Regions from separate parts of the Homo sapiens genome. Here region 2 is linked to region 1. The links are chromatin loops, found by intact Hi-C in ENCODE. Cell type or tissue: heart right ventricle. All regions are shown on one strand. Links, peaks and the distances in the headings refer to the core of each region. The heading gives the core; the rest is flanking DNA. Region 1 overlaps LOC105374584 (a long non-coding RNA gene). Region 2 has its middle 35 kb from the start of LINC01118.

What was found. Hi-C counts contacts between places; a loop is a spot of excess contacts. Peaks named below come from ENCODE experiments on the same cell type or tissue, not always from the same donor. Only the 100,000 strongest peaks of a DNase experiment are listed, where the experiment ranks them.
Region 2: a loop joins it to region 1, with 2.3 times the contacts of the local background. A loop is called at or near these places in 52 of 110 quality-filtered maps.

The regions. Positions count from the first base shown.
Region 1 is chr2:46,648,554-46,653,932 of GRCh38, reverse strand. LOC105374584 (a long non-coding RNA gene) reads right to left here. Exons shown (of 2, transcript XR_940058.3): 2 at 1-5,379. Among named protein-coding and RNA genes, the nearest start is that of CRIPT, 34 kb to the right of the region's middle. In heart right ventricle, for the core only: CTCF peaks have their summits at 3,000 and 3,208 (motif pointing right); a DNase peak (open chromatin) is centred at 3,212.
Region 2 is chr2:46,778,844-46,784,222 of GRCh38, reverse strand. No RefSeq gene overlaps it. Among named protein-coding and RNA genes, the nearest start is that of LINC01118, 35 kb to the left of the region's middle. RefSeq lists a silencer at 2,179-2,473. In heart right ventricle, for the core only: a CTCF peak has its summit at 3,191 (motif pointing right); DNase peaks (open chromatin) are centred at 3,224 and 3,654; H3K27ac peaks cover 2,969 bases.

The DNA.
Region 1 (5,379 bases), core at 192-5,191:
AAATGCAGCTAATACACCCTCTGCTGAAAAATGTGGGGTGAGTTCCTAGGCATTTGCCAAGAATCTAGAGCTATTAGTGAGTAGCATTGCTACATCTCTTATCAGAGATATTCCTTTCACCTCACCACAATTCCTCATCCCTGGCCAATCCTCTTTGCTGACAAGGTTCCCAGATTGGGGCTGATGGAGTGAATGGAATGTCTTGCCTGGAATCAGGGGTCACAATAAAATAATAGAGCAGGTGAAGGGAGTGGGCTGAGGTCAGTGAGCCAAAGATGATCTAAATGGATGAAGTCAGGGAGATCATGTCAACAAACAGTGGTTTCAAGCTGGCACGCAGGAGGGTGGTCATGGCAGAAATCTGGAACATGGGCTGGAGCTGCGGCCCTGCCCAGTCTTTCTGCAGCAGGAGTCAAGACGGGGCTGCACTGATGGCCTTCCATAACTGGCCCAGCCCTGGGCCTCGGTGTGGGCTTTTCCAGACACCTCAGCTCTCCTATCTGGGCTGCTGAGGGCTTCTTCCCAGAGGTGAAGGCTTGCTCAAGGTCCCTCTTAGTTCAGGGAGTGAAAGCCTGGAGTTTGGGGGCCAACTGTCCGTCCTTCAAGTCCTCCTCACAATTTCTCTCCAAAGGCCTACAAAGTGTCTCATGCAAAACAGATTCTTCAGACCTGACCCCCTGTTCCTCAGTTCCTATGGTATTTTATGTCCCCTGCCCCACCCTAGACTTTTACTACCTTGCACATTTGGCCATTTTCTTAAATTACCAGCTATATTTTTGGTAATTATAGCCCATGTATCTTATCACGCCAATTACCTAGTGAGTGACTTTGGGTTTAAGTATGAGTGCTTAAAATGTTTCTGATCCTTTGCTAAGTGCTGTGTATAGACTATCCCATCTAATCTGCATAACAAATCTATGAGGAGATGTCATAACTTATTACCCTCATTCTTTTGAGAGGAACTAGGGACTAGAAATGTCAACAAACTTGCCCAGAGTTCTGGCTCGCTCTGTGAGTTGAGCAAGTTATAGCCACTGTGCGCCCCAGTCTCTTCATCTGTAAAATGGGGTGAATAACAGTGCCTACTTCATAAGACTGCCAGGAGAACTAGATGAACTAATGCATAAAGTGCTCAGGACAGCGCCGGGCCCATTGGTGTTTGTACCTGGTTTGCATTTCCATTTCTCCCTTGGCTGCTGTCTTCCTCAAATCATTGGCATCCATTATTGGGCAAATTCCATTCCCCACCTTGTCTGGATGCTCCACCCTGCCTTGGGCCAGTGACTGGGGCCAGTGACTGGTCTGTGTGGAGGGTTTGGATGATGGCTGCAGCAGCTTTGGTGCCTGGCATTTCAACCCTGGTTTCTTGGGTCTTGCGGTGGTGGCTGGGGTATGGCAGATAAATAAATGAACATCTAAGAGGCAGAGCTGGATGTAATCCAGGGGGTTTGATTTCAGAGCACAAGTTCCTACCTACTATCTGTGACTTCTTTCCTTGTTGACTGTGTCTTGTTCTGTTTCTTCTGAAAGCTTTGGCAGGGACTTTGATTTTCATTTTACAGATGGAAAACTGAGCTATCATAGACATGATCCAGCCAGGGCCACACACCTGTTTCTCTTCCTGAGAATTCCATGGTGATACTTCCTATATTCATATGGACCAGGCACCATTCTGAGCACTTTACACATATTAACTAACAGATCTCACATGCAGTTTTAGGCACAAAGTGCTGCTATTTATCCAATTTTGCAGATAAGGAAGCTGAAGCACAGAGTGGCCTGATTCTGTGATCATTCTTGTCCTCTGCCTGAGCCCTCCCTCAGAACTGGGGCCAACTAATTCTGCATGCAAGGCCTACAGCAGGTGCTCTAGGTTGGTAATCTAGGGACTGAGTACCAAGGTACTCGTTGTACCACGCTTTGCCCACCTTTTCTGCATTGGTCTGTGGCCAAGGCCTCAAATTGACCCCAGATTTCAATAAGTGTTTCGGCCTAACTTCCATGGGTACATCAGATCCTCCCAGTCTGGCTCACTGCCAGGTGACCAATCGCCATAGTTTGCCATGAGAATGTCCCAGTTTTGAAGCTGAAAGTCCTGTGTTGCAGAAAACCTCTAAGTCCTGCAGCTATTTTCTGACCCAGCAATGTTCTGCTCCTTAGTGGTTATTAATCCTTGCAACTTCCTATAGATTTCCAGAGGATAACCTCTCTTCTCCAAATGATCCCCCAAATCATTTCAATTTAGCAGCAGCTGCAACACATTTTAAACCACAAGAGTATAAGCAACATTATTAGGGATACTCTCTTTCCTGATGAAAGGGATCTCTTGGGTTTACTTTCCTAAAATCACACCAGAAGAACATAACTAGCCAAGTCAGCAGTTTCCTCTCTGCCCTTCACACATGACCCACTGGGCTGTTATTTAATTTTCCCGCCCTCCCTCTGCATTTTCGTTCTCCCCAAGCACTTCTAATGGTTTCCTTTCTGTCAAGGCAAGCAGCATAATGCAGAATAAAGAGATCTGGGCTTGGCATCTGGGAGACAGCTTCAGTAGAGGAAAGAGCATGGGCGCTGTGAGCAGAAAGATCTGGTGTGAATCTTGACTCTGACATGCCGTTTTATGTCCTTGTATAAGTTACTTAACCTCATTGCACATCGCCTGTAAAAGGATAACATGAGAAAGTCCGCAGTGGCGTACGTAAAGTGACTTGCACAGAGTGGGATGTGATAGACATTAGATGATTGATGAAACAGGCCTCAGTTCAAGATGGGAGCTCCTGACAGACTGGCAGGTTCCTGATCCTGATGGGGTAAATGTGTCCAGGGAGGTGCCGCTGGGCAGCTGTTACCTGCCTGATGTGGTCTCCTGACTGGATTCTATGCTTCTTACCTTTAATGTCACTTCCCTAGGGAAGCCTTATTATAAACTCACAGGCTACTGTACTCTTTCATAGTGCTTTTCATAAGTTGAATTCAAATTTTATTTCAGTAATTATTTTATTTCTATCTTCCCACCTGACCACAAACTCCCTAAAGGCAGGGACCATGATCTATCTTGTTCACTGTTGTAGCTTCAGCTGCCAAATCAGTGTCTGGCACACAGTAGGCATTCAATAAATGCTTGTTGAATAAAATGAATAAATTAAGTGGCCATTCAAAGGTACTGGAAGAGAGAATTCCGTAAGGAAGCGTAGGCAGTAACACACCACTAGATGGCGCTAATGCCATGCATGTAAACTATCCCACCAGCTTTCTCAAACCAGAGTGATGGGTGGCTAACAGTCAATTTCCAATTTGACTTGGAAGTGATTCCGCCGAGAGTGTAACATCTTGTACTGAGCACCATGCTAGGCAATTTAACAGTTATTACAATTCTTACAACAATCACAGAAAAAAGTAGCCCATTGTACAGATGATGAAATAAATTCCCAGTAATTTTAAGTAAATTTTCTAAAGAGACACAACTTGTAGGTGATGCAGTAAGGCTCTGAACCCAGATCTGTTGGCCCCCAAGCTGTGTTCTTTCCAGAATATCTCAGTGCTTCCACTTTAGTGGTCTAATGCAACCAATAAACAAGCTTCCTGGTGCGATAGGGCCCCCTGCCCACCCCCACAGTTGGTTATTTTATTACGTACCCAGTTAGAACTCTCCACACAGTCATTGATTTCTTAAAAGTCAACTTATAAGAAAGGGATAATAAAAGGCAGAATAGATTCAATGTCTCTTAAACCAGACTTTTACATCTTGAGCTCCATTGATGAGCGAAGTGTAGCATTCTGAGGAAGGAGGAAATAATCTTTAACGTATCAATCAATCATCGATAGGTCTTCATTCAGCACCTCTGTTGCACACACAGGGCTGAGCAAACACAGATGGGCTTACAATCTGGTTGGGGACAGAAGACATGCACATATGGGACATACCAATATACAACAGTACCTAAGTACCTTGTGGACGATATATACAATATGAGCACTAGGAATCCGGAGGCCAGAAAGATTCCTGTGACTGGGGTGGTCAGGGCTGACCCTCACAGAAAACACATTCAAGGAGACAGCAAGTTAACTAGTCCCTTTCTACTCAAGGTATAGACCAAGGACAAGCGGCATTGACACCACCCGACAGCTTGTTAGCAATGCAGAATCTTGGGTCTCTTCCCTGACCTCCTGAACCAGAATCTGCATTTTAACAAGATATCCAGGTGATCTGCAATGTTTAAAGACTGTTGAGGATCCAGTGTTTGTATTCATATCTCTTTAAAGTGAACGAACACTCTAATTTCACTGTTTAGTTTTAATTTGGCATTTTGTTTTGCTTTTAGAAGAATGTACTAAATACTCTTAAGCTTCTGCCATTCTTCACTCCAAGAATCTATGGAAAATCCTAATAGCTAAATCTTCTGTGGCCTGGTGATTTCTTAACTGGAAGAAAAGCTGTTATCCGAAGCACCTTTTCATGTATTTATGCAACAGGAATTATTGTTCAAGAAACTAGACTTTAAAAAACCAAAGATATATTTTTTTGAGTGACTAAAGGAAGTTTACGTTATGCTCACTACAATTCGGGTACAGTCTAATTCTTTGCAGATTGCTAATCTATGTATGCTAGACTATGGAACCACAATACTAGATCACGTTTCCTCAGGTCATTCCCCACCTCCCCACACTGTCCCCCCATACATCATTTTGAATCAGTGGAAGTTGTTGTCATGTGGAATTTGTAATAATTCTGATAGAGAAAATTAGACACTTCACACACCAGTACATGGACAGGACTTGTTTTAACATCTCAGTAAGAAGTGACAGTGGCCCTGTGTCTAACTGTGGTTCCATGTCTCTTATCCACTCGTGGAAGCTGGGTGCGTCCCTTCAGAAATTCAGTGTGGCAGAAAGAAAAGAGCACTAGAAAACTAAGCAAGAAAACATTCCTCTGGAGAACCCTGACTAACATAAAGCCCAATCCCCATCAGCACACAATATAACAAATATGCATATGGACCCTCTCAATCTAAAATGTTTAAAAATAACAATATATAACTAAACTGGCTTGCAAAAATCACTCATTGTGAAAAAAAGAAAACTAAGTGAGAAACCATAGGCTCAGGGCTGACACACGTTAGCTGTGTAGTGCCACTTCTCTGTGTCTCAGTTCCCATCTATGAATGAAGGAGGTGGAATGAGATGGTTGCTAATGTTGCTTCCTGGTCTAGCATCCCATGAGCCTAGTTAACTAGAAGTTAGAGGATGGGTAGTTATTCATTAAACCCAGAATACATAGTCCCAAACAGAAGGGGCCATATGATCCTTACTTCCAGATATAAAAGTTGAGAAGGCTGGTTACCATAGCAACTCACCTTCATGAAGTCATTTATAAATTCA
Region 2 (5,379 bases), core at 269-5,268, 130 kb before region 1:
CACAGACTGCATGGCTCAGGTCCATGTTGAATTTCACAGATTGTTTCATTATCAAATTTTAGTAGTTGGAGAGGAGGTGAAAGTTTTCACGCAGGTGTGCAAAGTTCTAAGGAGGATATAGGAGTGGGAGGTGTCATCTGGAGCCCTCCGTGGATGGAAGAACAATTCTTTTTAACCAAAGGCCAGATTAAGCAAACACTAATAATCATGGATATCATGGAAACTTCTCATTTTCTTTGGGGTCCCCACCCTACTTTCTGGGAACCATCCCATCCTCTCACTACACAGCTTCGGGGGGAGGGGGACAGTCATATTCTTATGTGGCTTGGCTCCTGGCCATAGTGGTTCTCTCTAGCTGGGCCATGAATCCCTCCCCAGGACCTCTGGACGTGGGAACTAGAGTAGCATTGGTGTCTCTCTGCAAAAAAGGAGCTGTGAGCTGTCAACTCTGTCAAATGGGGGGCAGTCTCCACATTTCCCGCCCTGGGGAAGCAGAGGCTGCTGGTCGGCAGAGAGACAAATGGAGCAGGTGCTTTAAGAGGTACACAGATAAAAGATGGAGAGAGCCCCATCCCATGGCTGAGAGTCTGGTTGTGTCCTTGGATCTTATGACACATCCCAGGTTGTTTCTTTTTTTTAATCTCCATCTTGTGTAAATTCAGTGTGAGGTTATTTAATAATAAAATCTGTGATGGGTCTTTATAATGATAAACATTACATACTTAATCTCACCTAGGGCTAACAGCAACTATGGCACGGCAGCTGCAACGGGCATGAAGAGAATTGTTGGGGGCAGGTGAGAGGGTTTCCCTGGGGTGGAGAGGGGCTTTAGAAGAAGGTCCATTTTAGCTGGACTTGTTGAGGCTCAGCATGCCTGGAGGCAGGAGATTACGTGTGTTGATTCCTTGAGACTTCAATTTCAGTATTGGAACTAATTAATGTAATTACTAAAATATCTACAGTTCTTGTTTCTGGGGTATTTCAGTATAAGGCAGGGTATCCAATAGAAATATTTAATATAATGTGAACCACATATGTAACTGTAAATTTTCTAGTGGTCACATTAAAAATGTAAAACGATACAGGTGAAATTAACTTTAATAATATCTTTATTTAAACTGATATATCCAAAATATTCTCATTTTAATATAATCAATATATAAAAATTATTAGTGAGATATTTTGCCTTCTTTTTTTGGCCGTAAGTCTTCAGGGTGCAGTGTGAATTTTAGACTCACAGCACATCTCAGTCTGGACCAGCCATAGTGCTACAAGTGCTTGAGAGCCACGTGTAACTCGTGGCTACTGCACTGGACAAGGCAGGTTTCTAGCATTATCCTCAACTAGCCAGTAGACCTGCCCTTGATAAGCGGAGGTTCAGAAACAGAGACTCCTCCTTGGGCTGGCTCAGAAAAGAGGGGTTTTGTGCAGGGATCTATGTTAAAGAGATGGTGTCTCAGAACAGAAGCCTTGGCCTGGGTGGCTCTCGTGGGATCTGAGACTGAGTTGGCTAGGGCCACATTCCCACCTTTCCAGGAACGTGTGGAGCATTGACCCTGCTCTCTGAGCATCTACTCCATTCTCCTGACTCTGCTCCTGGCTACTTCATGCCCTCACCTGCACATGACCATCATGGAGAAGACCTGTTTCTCTTTGCTTCCCTGCTTTCTGCACCACAATCCTTCTGCTTTGGCTCTCACTTCAAATGTCAACAGCCGCTCAGTTTCCCAAACTTACGTCCTGAAGGATGAATCTTAAGAGGCCCAGATCATCTTTTTCCAGGCCACAACTCAGTGGCCTTGGGAGAGGCTACCCTTAAGTCAGAGCGCACCCTGATCTAGCTAGTTACAGCTAAGAGGGGAGGAGGGGCAGATTCCTATGGGGGTGGTCTCTGGGAAGGTGACAAAAGATTGGCCTCTCATCTGACATCTTTTTCCTTATGGGAACAAAGGAGACAAAAGCCACTCTTCTGAGGCTTCAAAGACAGCCTTCTCACAATACTCTATCCAAAGGGAAGAGAAATGTCCTTTCTACAGGGCAGGTCAATTCAGTGGCAAGTCTAGAGGCTTCACAGGGAAACGGTCTCTGTATGGCAGCAGCTAGACTCAGACTTGAGGGTTTAAAAGGAGCGAGAGATGTGAATTCCCAGTCATCTGTGCCCTTGTGGAGATCTAGGCACAACAGCACAACATTCACAATAGATTCTTATTAGAGAGCTTCCTTTTGGTCTGATTCCAGCAGAAGGGTTTTGTAACTTGTATTGTTGAGTCCTCACTTTCCTGGGAGGAAGATGGAAAGGTTAGAGGAAAATGCTGGTCAAGAAAGGTCATAATTCCCTGGAGTTGTTGGATGTGACAAAGAAGCAGATATTTCAGTAGAAAGGGCACCAATTTGCCTGCTCCTTGCTCCCCACTTGGGAGACTTCAGGCCACTCTAGGATTCGGAGTTTTCCCTCCACATGGGACTGAGCAGGACTGAGCAGCGGGGCCAGGCCTGGAAGGACTTGGAGTCTGTGGAGGATGGATGGGGCAGGGTCCCCGCTTCCGGCTCCACAGCTAGCCTTGCCAGGAAGGCTTGGAGCTGCTCCCTGGCCTTGACCACCCCTGGGGAGCAACAAGCAAAAGGTTCTGAGCCAGGGCATCGGTGCTGCCGGAAGGCCCCCAGCATCCTGCCAGAACTGAATCTGACATGGCCACCCAACAGCCCACCTCCCCAAGGTTGGGGAAAGCAGCCTCAGAGATCACATTCATCAGCCTCAGAGACTACACTTTATTAGTATTGCTTTCATCATATTAACACAAGCAATAACAAGTGCTTTCAACATCCTAAACCACACATCTGGAAGCTGCACTAGGCAATACAGATATAAACCCTTCAAAGAACTGGCCACTTGTCCAGGCTTTAAGAGGCTCTGATGGATTTCAGGCCTGTCTCATTTGATCCTGAGCCCAGCCCCACGTCACCATGCTGCCCTGCCCATGCCCACGGTCATGACTGCCCAGGCACCAACCGAGCTCTGATGTTCTATCCAAACGTTGCCATCCCTAGAATCAATGGAAAAAAACAGGACTTGGAAAGCCCAGCCGGCTGCAGTGGGGGCTCGAGAGGACAGATGGGTAGAAGAGAGCTGCATCTATAGGCGCTGGCTTTCTGCCCCTCGTGGGGCCAGCCCAGCCTACTCCTGGAATAGCTCTGAGTCCGCCAGCAGAGGGCTGTCACCCTTGGGGCCTGCCGCAGGAGTGAAGCCACATTGACAGGCTCTGTGCACTCCCCCGACCCATGCTACTCATAGCTGGGGCGCTGTGAGCACATTAGCCAGCATCGCAGAGGCGGGCATATAACCCTCGCCTTGCTCACTGCACAGGGTGATTTTATCAGGACAAAATGGAAGAGCTATGTAAGTGGCTGGGTGCTGAAAAATGTAATGATGGCACTTGCTGAAATGCCATTTAACCTGGAGAACATATTTTATTAGCTGCAAAAGTGTAGTCTCCTCTAAGGAGTAAGGACAATGGAAATTCCAGGGCAAAAATGTAAAACAATAAATACTGGGCCAACAGCAAGCCAGTAAACGGCATTTCCCATTCCACTCCTTAAAAAGACTTGGCTGAGCCGCTGGGTGAACGTGGCCTCCCTGGCATTGGTCCTGGGGCCCACTGGCACAGTTCCCTTTGCTGACAGAGGCAGGTTCCCAGCCCTGATTCCTTCCCCACCACCCCCAAGGATGTCCACTGTCCCCAACCTCCCTCTTCCTCTCACACCTTCCATGCTAGGCGCCTGCCAGAAATGCCATCTGCCGACCTCAAAGTCTCACCTCATCCCTCCTCAAGCCGCACCCTGAGTGTCTCCCACTCCTCCAAAACTCAGCCCTGAGACCCGGTCCCAGGGGGTCCCTCTGGCTCAGATGTGCAAAACCTTAGGACGGGATTGCTGTCTTCCTCGGTGTGCCCCCAGAAGCAGACCCTGAGACAAGGATTCGGGTGCAAGTCGTTTATTCGGGAGCTGATTCCTGGAATCACGGAGAGGTGGTGAGGAAGACAGCCAGGGAAGGAGGAGAGCTGCTGAGGGCCACGCGAATGAGCTCTGGCCAGGGAGCCACCAAGAGTCAGTGTAGGATGCACCTCGGAATCATGCCACTAAGGGCATGGAGGCTGGAGTGGTAAGGAAGCTGGGGTATTTCCACTCAATCTGGGCTCTTATTGTTAGAGAGGTGCCTCTGGAAGGCATCGAACCCCTGAAACTTTCAGTCTAAGCTGTCCATGTGCAGATGATGTCAGAGAAAGCCCTCAGGGAGAGAGTCACAGGTCCTTGGTGAAGGAAGTCATCTGCCTGTACAGGAACTGTCCTCCAGTAGACCAACGGAAAGTGTGCTGGACATAAACAACACCACACTGACCAAGGCCCCAGAGGAGCTCTGGAGCTGGCAGCCAGGCGCTCAGTGCTCGCACAGGTGAAGGCCTGCAGGATTCAGAGTCGAAGATCTGAGTGGGAATCCTGGCTCTGTTCCAGAGCAAATCTTGAGCAACTTCCTTTCCCTCTAAGCCTCACCTTCTTTGTTGAAATGGGAAACTCATACTTTCTCCACAGGATTGCTGTGAGCCCTGAAGCCAAGATACCAGGTACTATTAGAAACTGGCTTTCAACCTTTCAGATAATGTCTTTTTGAAGTTACAAGTTGAATGCTTCCCATTCTTGCCAAGAATTACTCATATTTCTGACTAACATTACTAATGCCAAAGCAATAATGCTGGGAGTGGGGAGTCTGAAGTTGAGAATTAGTCTTGGAAGTCATATTTTACATAAGCATTATTCCACGTTATCCTGCAAAGAACTGGCCACCAGAGAGCCTGGTACTAAAGTGCGTAGCAGCATGATACGTCAGTTCAGGTAGTGCCCACAGTTATCAGTAAATTAGCTGATTCTGTCTCACCTTACTGTTCTGAACATATGATTTTTGCCCATCTCAAAATGGGCAAAATTACATTGCGATTAGTGGGGAAAATGACTGATTTTGCCATTATAAAATTCTTTTGGCAACAAAGATTTCTCTTTAGAGGAAAATGGCTATATTTAGAATAAATAAGCCAACAGGTTGAAAATACAATTTGCTAATAATTGATAGGCAGTATACTATTGAATGGAGAAAAGTAATTAAAAATATACATACATATATACATACACAGAAACATATATACAGAGAGAGCACGTGTGTGTGTGTGTGTGTGTGTGTGTGTGTGTGTATTCAGCCCTGGCTGGGAAAATGTTACAGGTTGGGTTCTCCAGAAACAGATAATGAAGCAGAATTTCGGGTGCAAAATTTTATTAGGGCTCAACACCTGTGAAGGAAGGAGGGAGCGAGTAGAATGGGAAAGAAGTTGA